2 separate regions of the Homo sapiens genome follow, and region 1 is linked to region 2. Evidence: chromatin loops called from intact Hi-C (ENCODE). Cell type or tissue: breast epithelium. All regions are shown on one strand. Each heading gives the region's core, and the rest is flanking DNA. Links, peaks and the distances in the headings are about the cores only. Region 1 overlaps KCNB1 (potassium voltage-gated channel subfamily B member 1). Region 2 overlaps PTGIS (prostaglandin I2 synthase).

Evidence for each region. Hi-C counts contacts between places; a loop is a spot of excess contacts. Peaks named below come from ENCODE experiments on the same cell type or tissue, not always from the same donor. Only the 100,000 strongest peaks of a DNase experiment are listed, where the experiment ranks them.
Region 1: it touches region 2 in a loop (16-fold over the local background); 3 of 110 quality-filtered maps call a loop at or near these places.

Annotation. Positions count from the first base shown.
Region 1 is chr20:49,441,319-49,453,130 of GRCh38, forward strand. All of the region lies in intron 1 of KCNB1 (potassium voltage-gated channel subfamily B member 1), which reads right to left. Among named protein-coding and RNA genes, the nearest start is that of KCNB1, 35 kb to the right of the region's middle. RefSeq lists enhancers at 5,282-5,793, 5,794-6,303, 6,304-6,815. In breast epithelium, for the core only: no CTCF peak of the experiment used is centred there; a DNase peak (open chromatin) is centred at 5,733; H3K27ac peaks cover 1,965 bases.
Region 2 is chr20:49,514,283-49,526,094 of GRCh38, forward strand. It overlaps PTGIS (prostaglandin I2 synthase), which reads right to left. Exons shown (of 10, transcript NM_000961.4): 6 at 9,776-9,957; 7 at 1-113. Among named protein-coding and RNA genes, the nearest start is that of KCNB1, 38 kb to the left of the region's middle. In breast epithelium, for the core only: no CTCF peak of the experiment used is centred there; no DNase peak of the experiment used is centred there.

The DNA.
Region 1 (11,812 bases), core at 3,588-8,587, 74 kb before region 2:
TACTGAGTATTTTCCAAAGTGATTTACATATCTAATCTGGAAGAGAGGGGCTACTCTTATCCCCATTTTACAGATAAGGAAACAGGGGCACAGAGAGATCGATCAACTTGTCTGAGGTCATTCGGCCAGTAAGCGGCAGCCAGGATTTGGCCCCAGGAAGTCTGGTGCAAGAATCTGTGCCCTTCACCGAGCATTTCTCAACCTCGACCTATTGGCGTTTTGGGTTGGCTCACTCAGGTAGGGGGCTGCCTTGTGCATTCTGGGATGTTCAGCAGCATCTCTGGCCTCCACCCACTAGATGCCCCCTGGGTATGACAACCAAAATGACCCAGACATTGTCAAGCGTCCCCTGGAGGTCAAAATCACCTCCAGCTGAGAACTATCTTAACACAGCTCTGGAGATGTGGATTCTAGGCCCATCTGGGGACTCTTGGGTTTTTTTTTTTTTTTTTTTTTGAGACAGAGTCTTGCTCTGCTGCCTGGGCTGGAGGGCAGTGGTGCGATCTCAGCTCACTGCAACCTCCACCTCCTGGGTTCAAACAATTCTCGTGTCTCAGCCTCCTGAGTAGCTGAGATTACAGGCATGTACCACCATGCCTGGCTAATGTTTTTATTTTTTGTAGAGACGGGGTTTTGCCACGTTGGCCAGGCTGGTCTTGAACTCCTCGGTTCAAGTGATCTACCCACTTTGGCCTCCCAAATGCTGGGCTTACAGATGTGAGCTACCGCACCCAGCTGATTCTTAACCCTTCTGAGCCTGCTTCAGGCTCTGGAAAGACACTGACAAAGGCCTAGAGAAGAACCTTGCAAGAGGGCAATGCCCTGTGCAGGCGATAGAAGCGTCGCAGGGCAGCCTTCTCTGAGGCTGGCGATGGGACAACTCAGCGAGGGGCATTGGCGGGCAGCAAAGAAAAAGCTTGGGTGGTGGAATGGGCTTGGAGGTTGGCTGAGTGACCTTAGGCAAGTGCTGAGATTCTCTGACCTTAGGCAAGTGCTTTAGATTCTCTGAGATGCAGTCTTCTCAGCCAAAATCAGAGTTAACCCTTGTAGAGTTGAGGTGTGATACTTAAATAAAGTATTGTCATGATGGGTGAAGAAAAACAAAACCAAAAACTATATCCACGAAGAGTCTAGTTAAATAATGTATGGTACATCTAAGCCATGAAAGATTATGCAGCCATTAAAATGAATGAGGTAAATCTAGTTTTTGCTGATATGGAAAGATCTCTAAGGCTTATTTATTTATTTATTTTTTGAGATGGAGTCTCGCTCTGTTGCCCAGGCTGGAATGAAGTGGCGCAATCTCAGCCCACTGCAACCTCTGCCTCCCGGGTTCAAGTGATTCTCCTGCCTCAGCCTCCCAAGTAGCTGAGACTACAGGCGCACGCCACCATGCCTGGCTAATTTTTGTATTTTTAGTAGAGATGGGTTTCACCATGTTGGCCAGGATGGTTTCAATCTCTTGACTTCGTGATCCATCCATCTTGGCCTCCCAAAGTGCTGGGATTACAGGTGTAAGCCACCGCGCCCGGTGGCTTATTCATTTATTAATAGTTAAAAAGTAAGGTACCCAACAGTATATATGACATAATCCCATTGGTATTAGAAATAAAAATAATCTTTCTACATAGCCTTATTGAGCACCTACTGCTTGCCAGGAACTGGAGTAAGCAGGAGGAATACAGTGTGGATAAAACAAAACTCCTATTTCCATGGAGGTTGGTGCAAAAGCAATTGCATCAACCTAATATAAAGACGTGCAAGAAAATGGCTTCTTCTGAGCCTGGAGATGTGGGAGTGAGATTTCTGTCTTTCCATTGTATGCCCTCTGGTATTTGAATTAGTCTTACTGTTGAATGCATTTATTTATTTATTTATTTAGATGGAGTTTTGCTCTGTTGCCCAGGCTGGAGTGCAGTGGCACGATCTCGGCTCACTGTAACCTCTGCCTCCCGGGTTCAAGCTATTCTCCCAGCCTCCCGAGTAGCTGGGATTACAGGTGTGCGCCACCTGGCTAATTTTTTTGTATTTTTAGTAGAGACAGGGTTTCATCATGTTGGCCAGGCTGGTCTCAAACTCCTGACCTCAAATGATCCACCCACCTCAGCTTCCCAAAGTGCTGGGACTACAGGTGTGAGTCACTGTGGCCGGCTGAATGCATTTATTTTAATGATCAGTTTTTAAAAGACTGGATTAAAAAAATGAGAGAGAAAGCAACGAGCAGTGTTTGGCTCAATGCAAATGGTTGCTTTTATTATTATCATAGTAATAAAACATTTATTAACTGTCTCTTGAGCACCTACTGTGTGCCAGGTACTTTGCTAGGTGCTGAAGATACGTAGTGAGCAAGAAAGATAAAAATATTGGTCCTCAGGAGCAGGTGCTCTAGGTGGGGGGACACAGGAATCAGAGAAGTAACTGCAAATGTCATTAGTGTTACAACAGTTGGGGATTATGATGGCATCGGAACCTAACAGAGGGGAGGCTTGCAGGTCTAGGGAGTTGCCCAGGGATCGGAGCCTGGGCTCCAGCCCTCTATCCTCAAGCCTGGGCAGTTCACAAGGTTGGACCCCTCCATGGCTTCAGAGCAAACAAAAACAGCTAAAATTGATGGAATACATACAGCCAACAGGCACACTGTAAATACTTTACATGTATTAACTTACTTAGAATCCTTACTACAACCCTATGGATACTATTTTTATGCTCATTCTAGAGATGAGAAAGTCAAGGCACAGAGAGATTGAGTAACTTGCTGAAGGCCACACAGCTAGTAGGTGGCGGAACCAGAATTCAAACCCAGGTATTCTGCTACAGATGCCATACTTATAACTACTTCCTTTCATGACTTTCTTCTCCTCTTCCCTGCTTATCAGAGCCAGTCCTCTGTCTCCCTGTCCTCCCCAGACATGAGGATGACCCTCTCTGGCCCCAGCTGCAGCAGAACATGCAAGGATTGGAGGACACTCTCCAATCTTCCCCTGTCCCAGGGGCTCCTAAAGTGTCCTGGTTTTGCCCTTGGAGCCCAAGTAGAAGAGGGGACGAGGGGGAGCAGGAGCCAGCCAGGTATACGCTGGTCCCCCGTCTGCCTGTCCTTCAGGCATAAGAATCTGGGTTACTCCTAGAGCCCAAGTGTCCAGATTGATTCTAACTCCAGCCCCTGAATGAGCCACAAACTGAGTCCTAACCCGGGTCACACTGAATCTTGACCCTGGCCGCACATTCCTTCATAACCCTGGTCCTAGGCTAAGCCTTGACCCTGGTCACACACTGATCCTTAACCCTAGTTGCATACTGATCCCTGACTCTGATCACAGACTAACTCCTAGTGTGATCTATGACCCAGGTCATGTACTGACCTCAGTCTCAGACTGAACCCTGATCCTTGTCAAGGATAAGCCCTGACCCTCATCACACACTGAGTCCTGACCCTGCTCACTGGTTGAGCTCTGACGCAGGACACAGACTGAGCTTTGACCCTGGAGAGACACTGAGTCCTGGCACTCCTCACTGACTGATCCCTGATCCTGGCCATAGAGTCAACCATAATCTGGTCCTAGGGTGAACCATAATCTTTGTCACATATTGATCTCTAACCCTAGTCATACACTGAGTTCAGCCCTGGCCTCAGATGCCCAGCCATCTCCAATTGCTGCTGTCTACTGCCCAGGGATTCAGAGACTCCCAGAATGCCCTCTTCCCACCTTTCCCCAGAGCTTAAAGTGATTCCACTGGCCTGTGCAGAGGTCACCCAGCCTGTCATCCCCGGGGCCCATCTGGGGGACCTACAGGGCTCTAAAAAAGACAGGGAAGGCATGATTTAGACAGAGCTAAATTCTCGAGATGCTGCTTTTCATCTAGAGGCTCCCAAACTCTTCCTATTTCTCTCTGTCTCGTCTCTTCCCCCATTCACACACATATTTCTCCTGAAACAAAATTCATCAGCAAATTCTGTCTTTAAGAAGGGAGGTCAGACAGCAGCCAGCCCAGCAGCTGGGCAGAATTCTATTATCAGGAGGAAATGCAGCCAGCAGGAAGGACTGTGCCCTCCCTCCCGGCAAAGTGTTACTCACTCTCCCCAGCTTGGCTTCCTTCTGAAGGGCTGTGGAGTTCCTGACAGGTGGAGGTGGTGGACGTCTGCTGATGTTGACCAGGGAGCCCGTGCTCCCACCGGTGGCTGGCTGCCCCAGACCTGGCCCCTGTTCTGGGAATCTGCCCCAGTGTCTGAGCAACACAGGGGTGAAGAGTTTGAAATGGTTCCCCAAGGTGCTTTCCAGGATTGCAGGGCCTGGGTAGGGCCTTACATATTGGGAGAGTCCTTGTGGCCTCTTTGGGGAAGGATGTTTCCCCCTTAAGACCCCTGAAAACAGGGGTGCAGGATGGATGAGGAACACAGGGCTCACCCTCCACCCCCATCTCCAGGCAGTGCAAACATGTGAAACATGAACACATGGGCAGGCGTTGAGGTTTCCACTCAGTTCCCCCTCCCTGCTCTGGCAGGGAAAGGACTTTTGCTCCTCTGGGCCAGGGAGCCCTGGAGGGAGGGGAGAGGCATGGTTGCTGAGGCTGGGTGGGGGCTTCCAGATGGGTGTCACCCATGCCCTTCCGACCATCTAGGACAGCCTGGGAGTTGTGTCTAGTTAGGAGAGTCAAGAGTCAAGTATCCAGTGAGCTGGTCATTCGGATACCGAGGTGGGAAACAGGTGATCAGCCTGACAGTCATCTTGTCAGTTAGACGTAGAGACAGGCAGATGGGCAGGCCGTCACTCAGCCATTTGATCAGGCCTGCAGTCAGACAAGCAGGCTGACAGACAGACGGTCAGTCAGTCAGAGGAGGAGATGAACAGACAGGCTTCTTCATCTGTTAGTCAGATACAATAGATACCCAGCAGACAGACAGGCAGACAGACAGACATAGACAGACAGACAGACAGACAGGCTGTCCATCAGCCATCTTGTCAGTCAGCTATAGAGACAGCTAGTCAGTCAGTCAGACAGGAGATGGACAGCTAGTCTTAGTTACTCATCTAATTACAGCCAGCCAAACACCCAGGAAGACAGACAGACAGACACTCCAACAGGCATTTGAATGAGGAGATGGAGAGAAAGGCAATTTGTTTTGCATCTAATTAGTCAGGTACAAGAGCCGCAGCCAGGTAGACAGGGAGAGAGTCTCTCTGTCTCAGAGAGGGACATTCAGTCAGACATGGAGGCAGGCAGGCAGGCAGGCAGGCAGGCAGGCACAGCCATTCATCCAGTCAGTCAGCTATCCTGTCTGTCAGGCTCTCAGACTTGCGGTGGACAAGTCAGTCAGTCAGTGTCCGTCAGAACCAACCTACCTTCTGGCCAGTGATGCAGCTGGCCATTATGACAGACATCCAGGCTGGGCAGAGACAAACACTGGATGCTATGAGGAATGTTAAGAAATGGGGGTCCTAAGCTCACAGAATAACCGGGGGTCCCAACACCCCTCTCAAGAGCCTGATACAGCCCCTCAACAATCAGGGAAAGCATTCTGGAAGAGGAGGGAAGAGGCACCCCACTCCAAGAGCCATCCCTCATCTCCCTCTGAAGTGCCTGGCCTCCCTCTACAGGCCACAGGCCTAGAGAAGGAGCTGTGTGTGTGTGTGTGTGTGCGTGTGTGTGTGTGTGTGTGTGTCTCAGCTCTGCCAAGTTCTCCTCGCCTCCCTCCTCCACTGGAGTGGGGGTTGGGCGGCCCTCCCAGGCCACTTCCCATTTTGGGAATTGGGCTGAGAACTATGCAAGAGACAGAAATAATTCCTTTTTCGAGCCTGGCCAGGGCTGTAGCAGCCCAAACATTGGCACAAAACCAGTGCTGGGGAGGGGCCCAGGAGGGGGCAGCCAGGGGTGGGACGGAGCCCTGGGGCCCAGGGACACAAAGGCCTGGGTGTCTCCAGAAGAACCTCCTCATCCAGTCCCAGGGCTGGGTACAGGTACCTGGAAGATTCGAGACTCTTAGTGGAGCTGCCAGGCCAGAAAATGTTCGGGATTGGGGAGGGGACCAGGTTACAGAAAGAACAAGAAAGAAGTCATAGAGTCTCCACTGGTAAAGACAACTTGAAAAATGGACCATTTCTGGTGGCCAAGAAGGGATCCCTGCTCTCTCCTGAGAACACATCCCCCGCTATGGGCAGACCCACTGAGCACTCACATAAGAGATGGTGGCCTGGGAAGCACCTAGCACACAGTAGGTGCACACTAAATGCAAGTGTCCTTGGACCAGAATCGTACACAACTAGCTTCGCAGCCCTTTGGCACTGCTTCCTAGGGTGTGACCCTAGGCAAGTGACCTCAGCTCTCTCAGCCTCACATTTCCCCTCTGTAAACTGGGAGTAATGGCAAAACCCGCTTCCCGGGGTGGCTACGAGGATTAAATGACATGACAGGTACAGAAAATCTAGCACCTAGTAGGTCTGTGATCTATTTGAGTCCTTCCTCCTTTCTTTCCTTCTTTCTCAAAGCATTATTTTCATCTCACTGGGGTCTTACAGCAATCAGCCAAGGCAGATCTTGATCGTCATTTTCCAAGTGACACCCTCCTGAAATCAGCCCGTCTCTTAGCCTCAGTGTCCCCCTTGTGTAAAATGATAGCTCGGGACAGGAGATGTCTGGAAAGCCCTTTCAGAGCCTCAGCGCTAGAGTCGCTGGTGATCCTCAATGCTTGATTGCATCATTCCCAGCATGCAGGGGCCCTTCCCAACCACTCCGTGGGGATCCCTGTGGTTCTGAGGAAGCTGACCCTGCCCCCTGCCCCAGGGATAAGCCAGTCAGCACATGGCATCCCCCAGCTAGAGAGCTTGCTGAGTGGGGCATGTGATTCAAGCTAAGCCAATTTATTGACTTCTGAGCTTTGGCCAGGAATGCTGGGAGTTCCCTTCTCTTCTGGATAACGTAGAGTGCATGTGTGACGCCTAGAAATGCTGCAGCCTTTGGGACTCCCATGAGGGGAGCCAGCCCAAGAGAAAAATTGGCTCACAGAGGAGGACAAAGCAGAGTAAATCCTTGACACAATGATGACATCATGATCCCCTCCCTACCCTTGCTACACACTGCCTGGGCTTTTCAGTTGCACTATCCAATAAATGCCCTTTATTGTCCATGCCAGTTTCATTTGACTTTCAGTTTCCTGCACCCAAATACACCCCAAAAGACCCAAATACACCCCAACAGTCTAGACTTATTGCCAGTTTTAATCCTCAATGTGACTCTTCTACATAGATACTATTGTTCTTCCCATTTTAGAGATGAGGAAACTGAGGCTCAGAGAGTGAAGTGACTTGTCTGAAATCTCACAGCCAGAAACTGTCAGTGCTGGGATTTGAACCTGGAAATGCCTTATGCTCTTCTCACCATGTTATAAGACCTTCTCTTTTCTCATCTATCTCTGGGCAAGTGGGAGGGAGTAAAACAGTAACAGCCACCACCAAACTCCAGTAATAATCATCCCAGGGAAGACCAATCACATAACATCAAAGCCTGGAAGACGCTTAGAGATCATTCAGCACAACCCTCCATTTCACAAATGAGGAGACTGAGGACCAGAGCGGGGAAGAGACACAGGCAGCAGGAGGCAGATTGGGAGCCAGAGCCTGGGACAGCAAGAGGACATTGTTCCTGCAAGGGCAGAGGAGTCACCTGCTGCTCATACCTGGAGGAAGAGGGGGCTTCTTTTTAGCAACAAACCATCTCACCCTTTGGGGGAACTATCCCTTCCCAGCTCTCAAGCCACGTGGCTTGTAGCCTGGCCTCACCTCTGGCTCCAGGTCTGGCCAATCAGAACGGTGCATTCCCCTGGCAACAACGATTGGCAGAGTCTGGGCATGTGACCCCAATCAAGCCAATCAGAGTGAACCCTGGGACTTGTCATGGGACTACCGGAAAGAGAAGCTCCAGCATTCTAATGGAGCTCCGCCTTCAGCACAGGTAAGGACAGGCTCCAGGCTCAGAGCTGCCAGTTCGAGTTTAATAACCTAGTTTATTTTTGTGGTATTCATTTTTAACCCTGTGTTCAATTTAAGGTGATTAACTCCATACAGTTTGCCAGAACCATCTAGGTTTTAAAACTGAAAGTTCACAGGTGAATGGAGGCAAGGGTGGTTGGTCACCCCTGCTTCAACTTATGGGTATCAGATACTGGTTTTCCATTAATGGCAGCTTCCTTTTAAAATAAACATTTGAATTTAAAAAGGGGCCGGACGCAGTGGCTCACGCCTGTAATCCCAGCACTTTGGGAGGCCGAGGCGGGCAGATCATTTGAGGCCAGGGGTTTGAGACCAGCCTGGCCAACATGGCGAAACCCCATCTCTACTAAAAATACAAAAATTAGCCGGGCGTGGTGGTGCACGCCTGTAATCCCGGCTATTCGGGAAGCTGAGGCAGGAGAATCGCTTGAACCTGGGAGGCGGAGGTTGCAGTGAACCAAGATCGTGCAACTGCAGTCCAGCCTGGGCGACAGAGCAAGACTCCGCATCAAAATAATAATAGTAAAAATAAAACAAAATAATTTTAAAAATTTAAAAAGAGAGTCACTTGAGGGAAAATACCAAGAAACTAATAGTACCTTTGGTGAAAAGAAATGGCAAAAATATTGTGAATACTGTGTCATGTGAGTGAGTGATGGTGTTGAGAAATGTACAATGCCTGCAAGTCTGGAAACCCAAGCTCAGTTCCTGGGTTGGTGGCCCACTGGCCGTTTGACTCTAAACAGGTTGCTTGCCCTCTCCGAGCCTCCACATCATCCCAAGCTCACAAGGCCAACCATCCTCAGAGGTGGGGAGAGGTCAGAGGGCAGGCAGGCTCTGTTGTGGGCAGGCAGGCTCTGTTCACCCTTATCCTCTTAAGGGTGAGGTCTTAAGGTATGAGTTGCTCCCAGTGCAAAAGCTGGCACCAACAGCAGCAACTCACAAATCTTTGGAGAGGCCCGGCATTCCCCACTCAGTGACTGCTGAGTTTGACTGATGGGGCCATGTCGGCAAATTAGCCACCATTCAGCAGAGACACCCTTTAGAGATGCTAATTGCCCAGTGCTCATGCGTCCCCACCCCTCCCTGGCACAGGCGGCTGGCTGTCGATCCCCTGCCATTATTGTCTGATAACAGTGCTTGATTTGTCTACACAGACCAGGGCCCCTGCATGCATGCTGTTAGCATCTAACTACCAGCCAGCACGGCGCATGAAGCACGGTTCATTAATGCTCTTGAGGGGAGCAAACAGGTGCTGGCAGAAATCTATTCCCGTGGACAAATCTGTGGACACGTGCACCCTCATACGTGCCCACTTAGCCCCCAAGTATAGGAATGAGTCAGTGTCACGTGTGCATATGCATTCTGTGAACTACTCATACGCCGGCTAAGAAGCAGCCTCAGACACATACGCACAGGATGGAGTACATGCATGTACATAACAGGCAATGCTACATGGGGTTGTGTTAGGATTACATTACAGAACACCTGTAAGGCGTCTTGAACAGCGCCCGGCATGTGGTTAATTACTCCTCAGTAAATTAGATCTCTTATTATTTTTTCCCAGTGCTCCTTTATTTATTGAGGTATAACTTACACATAATAAAATGCACAAGTTTTAAGTGTTTAGTGCAGTGCCTTTTGATAAATAGATACACTTGTGTACCCACCAACTCAGTTAAGGTCCAGAATATTTCCATCATCCAGGAAGTTCTCTCGGGTTCCCTTCCAGTCAATACCTCCAAAAGCAATCACTGTTCTGATTTCTCTTGTTATAGTTGAATTTTGCTTGTTCTTGAGCCTCATATAAATGGAATCATATGGTGTGTCCTTCTTGGCAATGCCTATTGTGGATGCTCAGATGTGTGCACAGCCACTCACACTTACACACATGTGCATGGATACTCAGTCAGACTCATTCAGAAATGGGGATTTCTGAGCTGTAAATCCCTTGGCCTCAGCTTGCAGTTCAGCTAAGCCTCTCTGGGTTCAGAGGACTAAAGGAGATGGGGAGAGCCCCTGATGCTGGGTCCAGCCACCGTGGGGGGCTCCTTCCACATTTTCTTCAGCTTCCCTTACTGAGTGACCTCAGACAAGAACTGAAAATCTGTTTTCTCCTGTGAAATGAAATGAATAATAATAACATACAGCTCATAACTCCCCTGTATTGAGCACTTATTATGCAGTAGGCACTGTTCTAAGGACTGCGCAAGTTCGAGTCCACTCTGTCCTCCCAGCAACCCTATAATCCAGGTATCATCATTACCTGTCTTATGGGAAAGGAACCTGAGGCACAGAGAGGCCCAGCAGCTTGTCTGAGGTCACACAGGAAGGGGCAGAGCTGCGATTTGGACCCGGTCCAGCTCCAGAGCCTTCACCTGCCACCATTATCCCTCTTTATGAAGGGATTATGAGAATTATTGATTATGTCCATGCCTTGGAACCCAGTAGGTGCTAAATAAGTATTGCATAAGATTACTACCAAGAACATTTACATCCACTATCTCACTGATGCCTCAGAACAGCCCCATTTTACAGATGAGGAAACTGAGGCTCAGAAGTCAGTGGCAAAAGATTCTGGTCTTCTGGTTCTAAATCCCACATTCTTTCTATTCCCCCAGCTGGGGATATTCTATTCCACAAGGCAGATGCTTTGTTTTGTTTGCTGCTATGTCCTCAGCACCTAGAAGAGTGCCTGGCACATACTTGACACTCAATACATGTTTTCCAATGAATGAGTACAGCAGGGAGTTGGGAGGAATCACCCAGCCCAATGCCCTCCCGTTACAGCTGGGGGACCCAAGACCTATAGAGAGGATGTGACTCATCCAAGGTCACACAGCATCTTGGTGCCGTTGAAGCTATTGTTTTCTCCCTTGCCTGGCTCACCTCCTCTACCCTTGGGCCTGAGCAAGCCAAAAGATTTGGGAGCCCCTGAGGCTCTCTCAAAGGCCACGTTAATGGGGAGCTGGCATGGAGCCTCTCCCAACTTCATTAAGCCATCCAAGGTCAGCACGGAAGCCTGCCAAGCTAACCCTCAGAAAACGCCGGCTGAAAGGAAACAAGGCTTGCCAGAGCTTTTGCGCTGGGATGGGGACCATTCCTGGCAAACAAGGTGGGGAGGGAGGACCGGGCCAGCCTTTCAAAGCCCTTCGTGAACAAATGCTTGGACTGCAGCCTGCTCTGGTCATTGTCCCCTCCAAGTCAGCAGAAACAGCCAAACTCTTCAGTCTAGCAGGGAAAATGGAGAATGGACTGGAGTCTGTGTGTGTGGGGACAGTGCCAATGAGAGCCCACCCTGAAGATGGAAGGGAAAAGGCAGGAAGATGGTGAAGCTAGGTAGGGGGAGACCATCCCATCCTGAGGGTAACTCTTAGTTGCCAGTCCCCAGCCCTTGGGCATGGAGGTCAGTTTTAAATAACACTGATTGGCCGGGCACGGTGGCTCACGCCTGTAATCCCAGCACTTTGGGAAGCAAAGGCCAGCGGATCACGAGGTCAGGAGATCGAGACCATCTTGGCTAACATGGCGAAACCCCGTCTCTACTAAAAATACAAAAAAATTAGCCAGGTGTGGTGGCGGGCGCCTGTAGTCCCAGCTGCTTGGGAGGCTGAAGCAGGAGAATGGCGAGAACCTGGGAGGCGGAGCTTGCAGTGAGCCAAGACTGCACCACTGCACTCCAGCCTGGGAGACAGCAAGACTCCGTCTCAAAAAAAAAAAAAAAAAAAAAAAAATAACACCGATCACCTCCCTTCATGTCAGGGCATCCCTAAAAGCAGAGCCTGAGACAGGGATTCTTAGGCACGTGATTCATTCTTGCTCCACGTCTC
Region 2 (11,812 bases), core at 4,464-9,463:
GGCTGCTCCGCTTGCCAAAGGATACTCTCGAGCTCTCCGCGGACAGCAGCCAGGGCTTCAGGATTCTTGAGAAGGAAGAGCAGGAGCCAGAAGGCAGCGGGACCCATATTCCCCTGCAAGGAGAAGGGCCCCTGTTATGCCATTATGAGGGCAGAGCTGACTCGTCTCTGCCAGGGACACAGCTCGGGCCAAGACAGAGGGGCCAGTAGGCCTGGGTTCCCACTGCTGCCAAACACCCAGGCATGACCAGTGTCTATCTCCAGCCTCAGGACATGGCCAAAACTGCCCTGTGGCCCAAAATACCTACTTCAAGGCCACTCGTGGCATCCCTGACTGTGTGCAAAGTCACTAATCCTAGGTCACACAGGTAATCTTCATAGCTAATCAGCAAAACAGTGTCAGTAATAGGAACAGGGTATATCAGTTAAGACTGTTCACATCTGAGAATGATCACATTGTTGGCCCCAATTCTTCCCCAATCGCAGAATCCACGCTCCTTACCATGTGAATTTGCTGTTCCTCCTATTCAAGAGCCAGAGCGTATTTCCCCTGCCCTTTGAATTTATGCTCAGCCGTGGACTTGCTTTGGCCAATAGATTGAGGTGGAATTGAAGGAACAGCCACTCTACGCCTAAGCCGCGAGAGACTTTGTGTTTCCACTTGCTCGGCAAGCCCACTGATCCCAAGAGGAGGATGAGAGACTCATGGACAGAGCTGAGCTGCCCCAATGAGCCAGACCCACAGACCCGTGAGTTAAATAAATGCTGATGGGTGTATGCCGCTGATGAGTTGTTATGGATGTTTGTTATGCAACAATAGCTAACTGGTGTGATATCTAAAGATTTGCTTCCAAATATAATCATTCTTGATGTAGTTTGGGAAGCAAAAAGTTCCCTATATGCTTTGTATCTTCAAATTCTATCAGTCACTTGAAGAATAAATGTGTGTGTGTTGTGTACGTATAAAACAAAGCCGCAATCATCATTGATGACTGAAAGCTATGAATAAAAATTATTTAAACTTCCCAATAGATAAACACTTAGGAAAACGAGTGGAATTTCTTGCTTCAAGGCTTCAGTCTTAGCTGAACATTTTCATACACATTTTAGCCTCAGCTCTTTGGTATGTGGCTAAAATGTGTATATGGCACCCTTTAGTGATCCAGATATGGGAAGAATACCAACTAATCTCAATTTGGGGGAAGGTTTTTGTCTGCCGTGACTATTCTATTCAATCATAATAATGGAATATTAAATCATCATTAAATATCATGTTTACCCACTAATTTCATTACAGACATAATTACACATGGGCAAAAGGACATATGCACAAAGATAATTATTGCAGTGCTCATGTAATAGAAAAATGCTGGAAACAATCTCATGTCTATCAATAAGAGATCAATGAGATCAATGAAGATCCATCCATTGGATGATGTGATGCAGGAAGTCATTAAAAAGAAGCTGGCTCTGTGTGTACCGATGTGGGACTGTAGCCAAGACACACAGAAGCATGCAAACGCAAGGTGCAGGGTGGTGGCTCAGCATGCTGCCATTTGTGTGTTTGTTTAAAGAGAAATATACATGAAGAAGTACAGACCATCTCTTTTTTTTTTTGAGACAGGGTCTTGCTCTGTCACCCAGGGTGGAATGCAGTGGCACAATCATAGCTCACTGCAGCCTCGACCTCCTAGGCTCAAGTGATCCTTCTGCCTTAGCCTCCCAAGGAGCTGGGGCCACAGGCATGTGCTACCCAGCTAGGTTTTTTTTTTTTTTTTGGTAGAGATGGAGGTCTCCCTATGTTTCCCAGGCTGATCTCAAACTCCTGGCCTCGAGCAGTCCTCCTGCCACAGCCTCCCAAAGAAGCACAGACCATCTCTAAGAGACACCAGAAACGGGTAACTGAGGTTACCTTGGGACAGAAGCTGGGAAGACAAGAGGATAAGGAGGAAGGAGGCTGACTTTCCTTGCAAATACCTTTTAAACTGTTCAAAATTTTTTAATGGACACACTAATTTTAAGTGAAACAGAAGCCACCCAGGCTGGAGTGCAATGGCACGATCGTGGCTCACTGCAACCTCCACCTCCTGGGCTCAAGTGATCCTCCTACTTCAGCCTCCCAAGTAGCTGATACAAGCATGCACCACCATGCCCGGCTAATCTTTCTATTTTTTGTAAAGATGAGGTCTCACTATGTTTCCCAGGCTGTATCCAAATCATTTCTACAGTGATGTACAATGTCATGAGAGATGCTCATGTTACAATATTAAACCAAATAGAAGGTTAGATTAAAACAGCTGCATGATCTTAACCACAGAAGAAAAACCTATGGGGAAAGGCTGGAAAGAAATGCACCATAGCATTAGTGATGGTGAGATAGATTTTGCCTTCCTCTTTAGTGCCCGTGAGGCCAGGAGGAACCACACTCCTCTGCTCAATACTTCCATCACGCAGGTGCCATTATTAGGCCTTTTACTGAAAAGGAAAACGAAGTACTCCCCGGTCACTACCCACTGCCCAGCATATAGTGGAGGCTCACTGATATTTGTCAAATAAACATCTGCATCCCTTTGGATTAGAGGTGGAGCTCCAAGACAGCCTGGGAGGTGGGCTAGAAGATCCCTGGACTGAGACCAGGTAGAGGTGGGTTCAAATCCCAGCTCCCCACTTTCTGTGACTGTGGACAAGTCACGTCCCCCTTTGGGTCTCAACACTGGGGGTAACATTGCCACCTCCTGGGTGGACGCAAGGGTCCAGTGAGGCTGAATGCAAGCAATCCCACACGTGCTGCGCCCATAGTAGGTGCTCAGAAGTGGTTACTCCTCCCCCACTGGCCCCTCCCCTGGATTTGAAAACAAGTCGGGGGGGCCTCCGGCCCTTTCTGAGAGTTCCACCAGCACCTCAGGTCCAGCTGACACAGCAAGGTCACCTGCTGTCCATCACTTAAATAGCCAGGCAAATGCGGATGATAAATAATTCAACACCAGCTTAGCTCAGCGCCAAGGCCATTTTATCTGGCCCAGATGGTTAGATGGGGGCCACCGCTCATTAATTACCAAGCAGGAGTGGAACACATGGGCGCTTGGCTATCTCTGCCTGCAGGAAAAAGCTGTGGCAAGTTAGGGAGGTGACCAAGACCGCCTTTTACCCAACTGCACAGATGTGAGTGTGAGTGTGTGTGTGTGTGTGTGTGTGTGCACACACAACCATAAGAGATCCTGAATTTGCCACCCTGGAATTTGAGCTTTCACCCACGGAGCCTTGCCTCCGTTTACTCAGGAAGACACTTCTTGTTTGTCTTCATTCCCTCCTACTGCAGCCAAAGGCCATGACCCAAAAGCAGTGCCACCCCTGTTCTAGCTTTCCTGTGAATGGCAGTGGCTGACCTCTGGGAGGCACTGACTGCGGGCCAGACCACACCCTTGGTGATTCACATGCTCCTTCTTGTTGCCTCCTGACAACATGGCCCATCAGTGGAAGTGGGGGACTTCCGCTGCCCGCTCCTGCCTGCATCCGCTTCCTTGTCGTTGGTAACAGCACCCCACTTTCCTTCAAAGAACCACCTCCTCTTAAGTCTAAGTCCATGTGGGCCATCCAGGACTGACCCATCCTTCCAGACTTCAAGTGTGGGCATGGGACCCAGGCGGAGGCACTGAGTGATCCACGCAGAGTGGGGCATATGACGTGGGCTGGGCCAGTGAGTATCAGTCTTGGGAGCTGTGCTAGAATTTAGGGGAAGGGAAGCCCTCCTCCATGGGATTGCTAAATTGCCTAGAGCTACTGGAGGCCATTGTAGTCATCCCCCAGGGGGAGACCCTCTGAGGATGTAGCCTGGCAGAAGAAGGGAGACCTGAGGGATGGGGGTCACAGATTGTGTTTCTTTTAATTTTTATGATTTAGAAGATTCCAACGGAATAAAAGAATATCCCGAGTGTGATGATGTGTTAGTGTAGGTCATAAATTGTAACAAATGTGCCACTCTGCTGAGGGACACCAGCGATGGAGAGGCGAGGCATTGGGAGAAGGGGGCTAAGGGAGATCCCTGCACCTTTCCTTCAATTTTGTTGTGAACCTAAATCTGCTGTAAAAATAGAGTCTATTTAAAACAAACAAACAAAAGCCCTAAGTGCAATGTGGGATTGTGGATTGGCTCCTGGAAGAGAAAAAGAATATTAGTAGAAAAACTGGGGCAATGTGAATAAAGTATAGACTTTAGTTACTAGCAATGTCCCAATGTGAATTTCTTAGTCTTGATGAATGTATTGTGGTTATGTAACATTAGGGAAAGCTGGGTGAAGGGTATTTGGGAACTCCTGTACTATCTTTGCAACTCTTTTATAATCTAAAATTATTTCAAGATAAAACTACTGAAGACAAAAAAAAAAACAAACAAAAAAACCAACCCTCTTTACAGATGGTGAAACTTAAGCCCAGAAAAGTGACTTGTTTGAGGTCACATAACTAGTTTAGTGGCAGAGGTGAGATTCCACCCGAGTCTGTCTGACTCTCAATACTGTGGTTTTGCTTTCTACTCCGTTGTCAGATGCCTCAAGGATTCTTCTCGATGATCACTATCTCAGCGGAGCTATGTGCAGGCCCAGCAGCTCCCGTGGCCCCCTCCCCTACCTCTCAGGACCACCCAGGAATTTCCAGGGATGTGTGGCTGTGGCTGCTGAGGATGTGATGGGGTGAAGGCCAAGCCAGATATCGGGAAGGAAGAGAAGGATCAGATGTGATGGATGGGGCTGAGGGACATCATGTCAATCAATGGTTTCAGTCCTGGCATTACCAGCATCAGTGGGCTCAGAGCTGGCAGGGAAGCCTGACCTGTGTTTGGAAACTCTCCTCCGTCTGCCCCCCACCACCCCACCCCACCTTCCCTTACAGCCTCCTCTTCCCCTTGCCTGGACCTTAGGTCTCGGCCCACAGAGTCCTCCCTGGATGCCTGAGACTCCCACTGCTCCTTCCATCACTCTCGATTCCAGGTTCAGGGGTTCTGGATTCAGGAAGCTGTTGTGAGGATCCTATGAGATGGTGGTTGCAAAGTGCTCAACAGGATGCTTGGCCCAGGGTAAGTGCTCAGTATCTTTTGAGATTATTATTCCTGACTCATCATCTCCGACCTGACAGCAGCAATCACAGCTACCATTTTTCAGCCTCTCTGCAGCATCTGACCCAGCTTCCCACTCCCGGCTCTCCTCCCACCTTCCTGGCCCCTCCTCCTCACCCTTCCCACCACTGGAGAGCCCCAGGGATGCCCCCTTCTTCACCCACCCTCGCCTGCAGTATCTCCTCCAGTCCTGAGGATTTAAACTCCTCTATGCTGACAACTCCCAAGCCTGGACCTCAAACTTGAACTCCAGACTCTCTTCTCCAGGTGTCCACTCCCCCATCTCCATCTCAAATTCAACATACCCAAAGCCCAACCCCCGATCTTCTCCCTGAAACTTCCTCCTCCCGCCATCTCCCTCTTCTGCCCATGGCTCTGCCATCCCTCCTGTCACTCAGGCCCAAACCTGGATTCATCCTTGATGGCCTCCCCCAAGGTCCCATCCAACAGCGGATCCTGTTGGCTTTACTTTGATATATGTTCAGAATCTAACCACCCCTGACCCTGGCCCAGCAGCACCCTCTCTTGTCTGGATCCTGCTGCTCCTCTCTGCTCTCCCTGCCTCTGCTTCCCCACCCCCTACAGTCTCTTGTCAGCGCTGCAGCCAGAATGATCCCTCTAAAGCGAAAGACAGGCCAGGTTCTTCCTCTGCTCAGAGCCCTACAGCAGGCACCTGTCTCACTCACAGTAAAAGCCAAAGCCCTCCCCATGGCCTACAGGGACCTGTGTGGTCCGGCAGCTCTGCCTCCCCACCGTGTCACCCTTAGTCCTGCCTCAGGGCCTTTGCACTTGCTGCTCCCTGCCTGGGAAACTTCATTCTATATATTTACATGGTTCACCCCTCACTTCCTTCAGTCTCTGCTCAGATGTCACCTTTCAGTGAGGCCTTCCTGGGCCTGCCTTCCTGCTGCATCTCTTCTCCATAGAACACATTCCCTCTAATACTTTTTTTTTTTTTTGAGATGGGAGTCTCACTCTGTTGCCCAGGCTGGAGTGCAGTGGTGCCATCTCGGCTCACTGCAACCTCCACCTCCCGGGTTCAAGTGATTCTCATGTCTCAGCCTCCTGAGTAGCTGGGATTACGGGCCTGTGCGACCATGCCTGGCTAATTTTTGTATTTTTAGTAGAGTCAGGGTTTCATCATGTTGGCCAGGCTGGTCTCAAACTCCTGATCTCAAGTTATCTGCCTGCCTTGGCCTCTCAAAGTGCTGGGATTACAGGCGTGAGCCACTGCGCCTGACTTCTAATACATTTTAGATGCTTACTTGTTTGTTTATTTATTTATTTATTTTTGAGACAGGGTCTCACTATGTCACCCAAGCTGGAGTGCAGTGGCACAATCATGGCTCATTGCAGCCTTGACCTCCTAGGCTCAAGCAATGCTCTTGCCTCAGCCTCCCAAGTAGCTGGGACTACAGGTGCGCACCATCACGCCCAGCTTTTCTACAAAAAAAATAAGGTAGTTTTTGCAGAGATGGGGTCTTGCTATGTTGCCCAGGCTGGTCTTGAACTCTAGGACTCAAATGATGTTCCTCTCTAACTTCCCAAAGCACTGTGATGACAGCTTATGTGTTTATTAATTGTCTATCTTCTCCCACCAGAATGCCAGCTCCCTAAGGGCAGGGATTTTTGTCTGTTTTGCTCACCGCTCTATCCCCAGCTTCTAGAATGGGGCCTGGCCCATGGTAGGTGCTCTAAATATTTGTTGAAGATGTTTCTTGAGCACTTGTTATCTGCAAGGCACAGTTACAAAATTGCACATGTATTCCTGCCTCCTTTCATCTTCACAACCACGTCTTGAAACGGGTGCTACCATCTCCATTTTACAGATGAGTAAACCGAGGTGCTCAGAGGTTAAGTGACTGACTTGCCAGGAAGTGTCAAAATCAGGATTCAAACTCAGGCTGGGAGGTCACAGAGCCTGTGCCAGAAACTCCTAGGCCAAGTACCCTCTTGGCTCCACTCCCAAAAGGCCCTTGAAAAGTTTTCCCACCTGCCTGAATTCTGGACGCTGTCAACGACTCAACCTCAGAGGACATCTTGTCCCCAGCTCCTGCCCAGCTCTCCTGGCCCTGCCAAAGGCTGTTCCCTGGACTTTCTGCCACTCAAACCCCTCAGCCAGCATCCAGTTTTGCTGACACCAGTCATTCCCACGAGAGTTCTGGAGACACTTTGGAGCTCCAAGTCATCTCTGCACATAAATATGTTATTAGGCACTGATGTGGGGGACAACTGCCAATTGATCCCAGTCCCCACCCCTTGCCAGTCTCTGCCTGCAAGGACAGTTAATGGCTCTGAGGAAACTAAAAATAAGCTGCAAGTCGATGGGAGAGGAATTACCCAGAAATGTCAGCTTGTGCAACTGTCACCGTCGAAGTGGGGCCAAGAGAAAGATGGGGCTTGGGGATCAGGAGAGAGGGCAGGAACCAGGCCTGGAGCTGTGCAGCATGGAAGGCTACCATCTTTCTCTCACTCCAATATCTGGTCCATGACCAAGTCCACTGACTCTGTCTTCCTGAAATTTCCAAAATCTATCCACGTCCTCATCACCTCCATGGCCACCACCTGACCCTGCCACCACAGTTTCCTCCTTGTTGCCCTGTTTTTGCTTTTGCCCCCAAGATCCTGTCCCTCCTCTGCTCAGAACTCTCCCAGGCCCCCATCTCGCCCAGAGAAAAATCCCAAGTCCTCATTTATGAGGACCCACAAGGCCCTCAGTGACCTCTTCCCTCGGTCTCACGCCCCCTCCCTCACTCTGCTTCAGCTGTGTGATCCAACTCTACTCTGCAAGATCCAACCCCAGGGCCTTTGCACTTGCTGTTTCCCTTATTTGGAATCTTCTATCCCCATATCTTCTCCAAGTCTCTGAATCTAGCTTTCTTATCATCCAGGGCTCATCTCAAATATCTCAGGGAGGCCTCCCTGACCACCCCAGCTAGAGCAGACCCGAAAGTCTCTCTATTCACAGCCCTGTTTCATACTCTACATATCATCATCTAAAATCACCTTGTATATGTTTCCTTGACTCTCTGCCCCCTGTCCTCCTGACCCCCCAAATGGTAATCGACACAACACAGAATCTTTGAGGTCTACGGTAAGTACTCAAAGGATTTTTTTTAAGAGGTGGAATCTCACTATGTTGCCCAGGCTGGTCTCAAACTCCTGGGCTCAAGCAATCCTCTTGCCTCACCCTCCTGACTAGCTGGGACTACAGGTGCACACTACCATGCCCAGTGTCTCAATGGAACTTCTAAACAATTCTTCAAAATAACTGGTCTGCACACTTCAAAAAATGTAAATGTAATGAGAAACAATGAAACGCACAGAAACCGTGCCAGATTAAAGAAAATGGGTCGGGTGCAGTGGCTCATGCCTGTAATCTCAGCACCTTGGGAGGCTGAGGCTGGTGGATCACGAGGTTAAAAGATCAAAACCATCCTGGCCAACATGGTGAACTCCCATCTGTACTAAAAATACAAAAAATTAGCTGGACGTGGTGGCATGCGCCTGTAGTCCCAGCTATTCAGGAGGCTGAGGCAGGAGAATCGCTTGAACTCAGCAGGCAGAGGTTGCCGTGAGCCGAGATTATGCCACTGCACTCCAGCCTGGCGACAGAGCAAGACTCCATCTCAAAAAAATAAAAAAATTAAAAGAAAAGAAAACAGAAGAGTCAGAATGACTAAATGCAACGTGTGATTCTGGATTGGATGCTGGACCAAGATGAACCAAAAAGGACATTATTGAGACAACTGGCAAAACTGGAATACAGATTGTTTATTAGATAATGATCATGTATTTGGGCTCATTATCCTGAAATTGGTTATTGTACTGTGGTCATGCAGGAGATGTTCTTGCTTACACTCAAGCAATTAGGGATAAAAAAGCATGATATCTGCAACTTATTCCCAAATTATTTCAATAAAATAATCCCAGTGGGGAAAAGAGAGCATAAGAGAGAGAGAGACAGAGAGAGAGAAAGCAAAGGTGGTAAAATGTTTAAAACTGGGGAATCAAGGTGAGGCATATATAGGAGTTCATTAAACTATTTATTAAACTTTTCTATAAATTTAACATTTTTCCAAATTAAAAAAAAACAAAAACAAAAAACAAAAAACAAAAAGAAGCTGGGCGTGGTGGCTCACACTGTAATCCCAGCACTTCCAGAGGCCGAGGCAGGCAGATCACTTGAGGTCAAGTTTGAGACCAGCCTGGCCCCATTTCTACTAAAAATACAAAAATTAGCCAGGCATGGTGGCAGGCAACTGTGGTCCCAGCTACTCGGGAGGCTGAGGCATGAGAATCACTTGAACCTGGGAGGCGGAGGTTGCAGTGAGCTGAGATCGAGCCACTGCACTCCAGCCTGGGCAACAGAGCGAGACTCTGTCTCAAAAGAAAAAAAAAGAAAAGAATACCGAATGAATGTTTCTGTTCGTGATGCTATTTGACAGTAAAGGAAGTCAGGGAACTGGTTTGGGCAGTGGGTATGTGTGCACACACCCACACTCACATCAGCACACACTCACAAATGCACACCTACATACACATGCACACACAGGCATAGTCATGTGCACACCTGCACAGGTGCACAGACATGCACACACACATGCGTTCATATCGCAACCACACATGCACACCTGCACACACCCACTTGCACATTCACACCCACCTGTGTGGCCCACAGCTGCAGCACCAGGGCCCGTGCCTGCATCTCCTCTGACACACCCATCTCCTCCAGGTGCAGCAGGTAACTCTCCAGCCATTTGCTCCGGTGGGCCCGCCTGGCCAGCCTGGCTGGGGATAGCAGCTTCCACAGGCGACTTTTGACACTGCACATGTGGTCCTTGTCCCCTGCAGGGACAGAGCACAGAGAGTAGGGGTTACAGATTCACCATCCCACACCCAGGGCTGGCCAGGCATGACCTCCCATGAGGCCAAGGGTCTTCTGAATGTCACTCATTGAGGGTGGGGAGTTCCTGTGGGAAAGAAGCTGCAGGACAGGCCCACAGCAGGAAGCCCTTTCAATACCAAATTGCTTATTATCTGTCTTACCCCCAGTAAAAAGAAGCAAGGGGTCTTGTCTCCTGCAGGTGGGAGCCTGATCTATTTCAATCACCTCTATGTCCCCATCACCCGGCCCGTAGCAGGTGCTCAATAAATATGCATTGTATTAGTCTGTTTTCATGCTGCTGACAAAGACATACTTGAGACTGGGTAATTTATTTATTTATTTATTTTTTAAAAAATAGGTTTAATGGACTCACAGTTCCATGTGGCTGGGGAGGCCTCATAATCATAGTGGAAGGTGAAAGGCACATCTTACATGGCGGCAAGCAAGAGAAAATGAAAGCCAAGCAAAAGGAGAAACCACTTACAAAATCATCAGATCTCATGAGACTTATTCACTACAAGGAGAACAGTATGGGGGAAACCACCCCCATGATTCAGTTATCTCCCACTGGGTCCCTCCCACAACACATGAGAATTATGGGAGCTACAGTTCAAGATGAGATTTGGGTGGGGACACAGCAAAACTATATCATGCATTAAATAAATGGTAGTTCTTTCCAGAGCAGGAGAAGGAACACTAAACACTGAGCAGCATTCTCCCTCCCCAGGGTCCAACCCCAGAGCAATGCCAGCCCATGTGCATGAGGAGGAGGCCACTGTGAGCAGGCTCAGCACAGCAGCAATCACAGAAAGACATCAGCAACAACCTAACTGGCAGATTGGGCTGGAGTCTCAAACTCAACTCACTCCAGAGAAGGCAGGCCAAGTAAAAGAGAGACGGGCCAGAAAGGGGCCATGGCACTTAGCCCACCAACCAGCCCTCGGCAGGAGAGGGAAACACCCCAGCATGGCCAGAAGGCCTGTGCTTTCAAAGGAAGCTGATAATCCAGACAATTATGTATAACCTTCTGATGTTTTTTAAGGTTAGCATCCAAGTAAAAAGTTTTTAATCACTGTGCAGACCACAGAAGCATCTCTGAAGGTCAACTTTGGCCCACAGATCACTAGCGTGCATCACCATTAAACAGACAATGGTGTGTTTATGTTCTGGAAACATACAGCAGTGAAAGTGAGTTAGTACATTTTACCTACAGACACAGAGAGTTCCCAAGGGCAGACTGGTAAGGGGATAAAGCCGGGCACTGAAGAATGACACTATTTAGATATTGTTTTCTTTTCTACTTCTTTTTTTTTTTTTAAAATATTTTCATGAACCATACATGAGCCTTAATATACATTGTTTTAAAGCTCCACGGTAATGCTATTTATATGCACAAATATAAAGTTTAAAACAAAAATATAAAATATAAAATTTGGTTTTCTCCGAAATCACCCCTTGGAAAAGTGAGAGTCATTTTGGATTGCTCTGAAGTTTCAAAGTATTGGAAACTCCCTCACTGACTCTTCTGAACCACAAGCCGTGTTTCAGGAAGACTCGCCCCACCAGCGATTCTAAACCTGGCTGCACCTCACAGGGCATTTGAAAGGGTCGAAAATGTAGACTATGTTTTTTTTTTAAAGTATGTTGGCTTCATTTTCAAATAATACGCTGAATATGTTTAACTTTTAGACTTCAACTTGAGCTCATTGTTTTACATTGAAATGAATGTCACCATTTCGGGTGACATTTCAATGTAAAGCAATAAGCTTAAGTGTTCAACTGAAATACATTATCTTCCTATGTTTCTCCACTTTT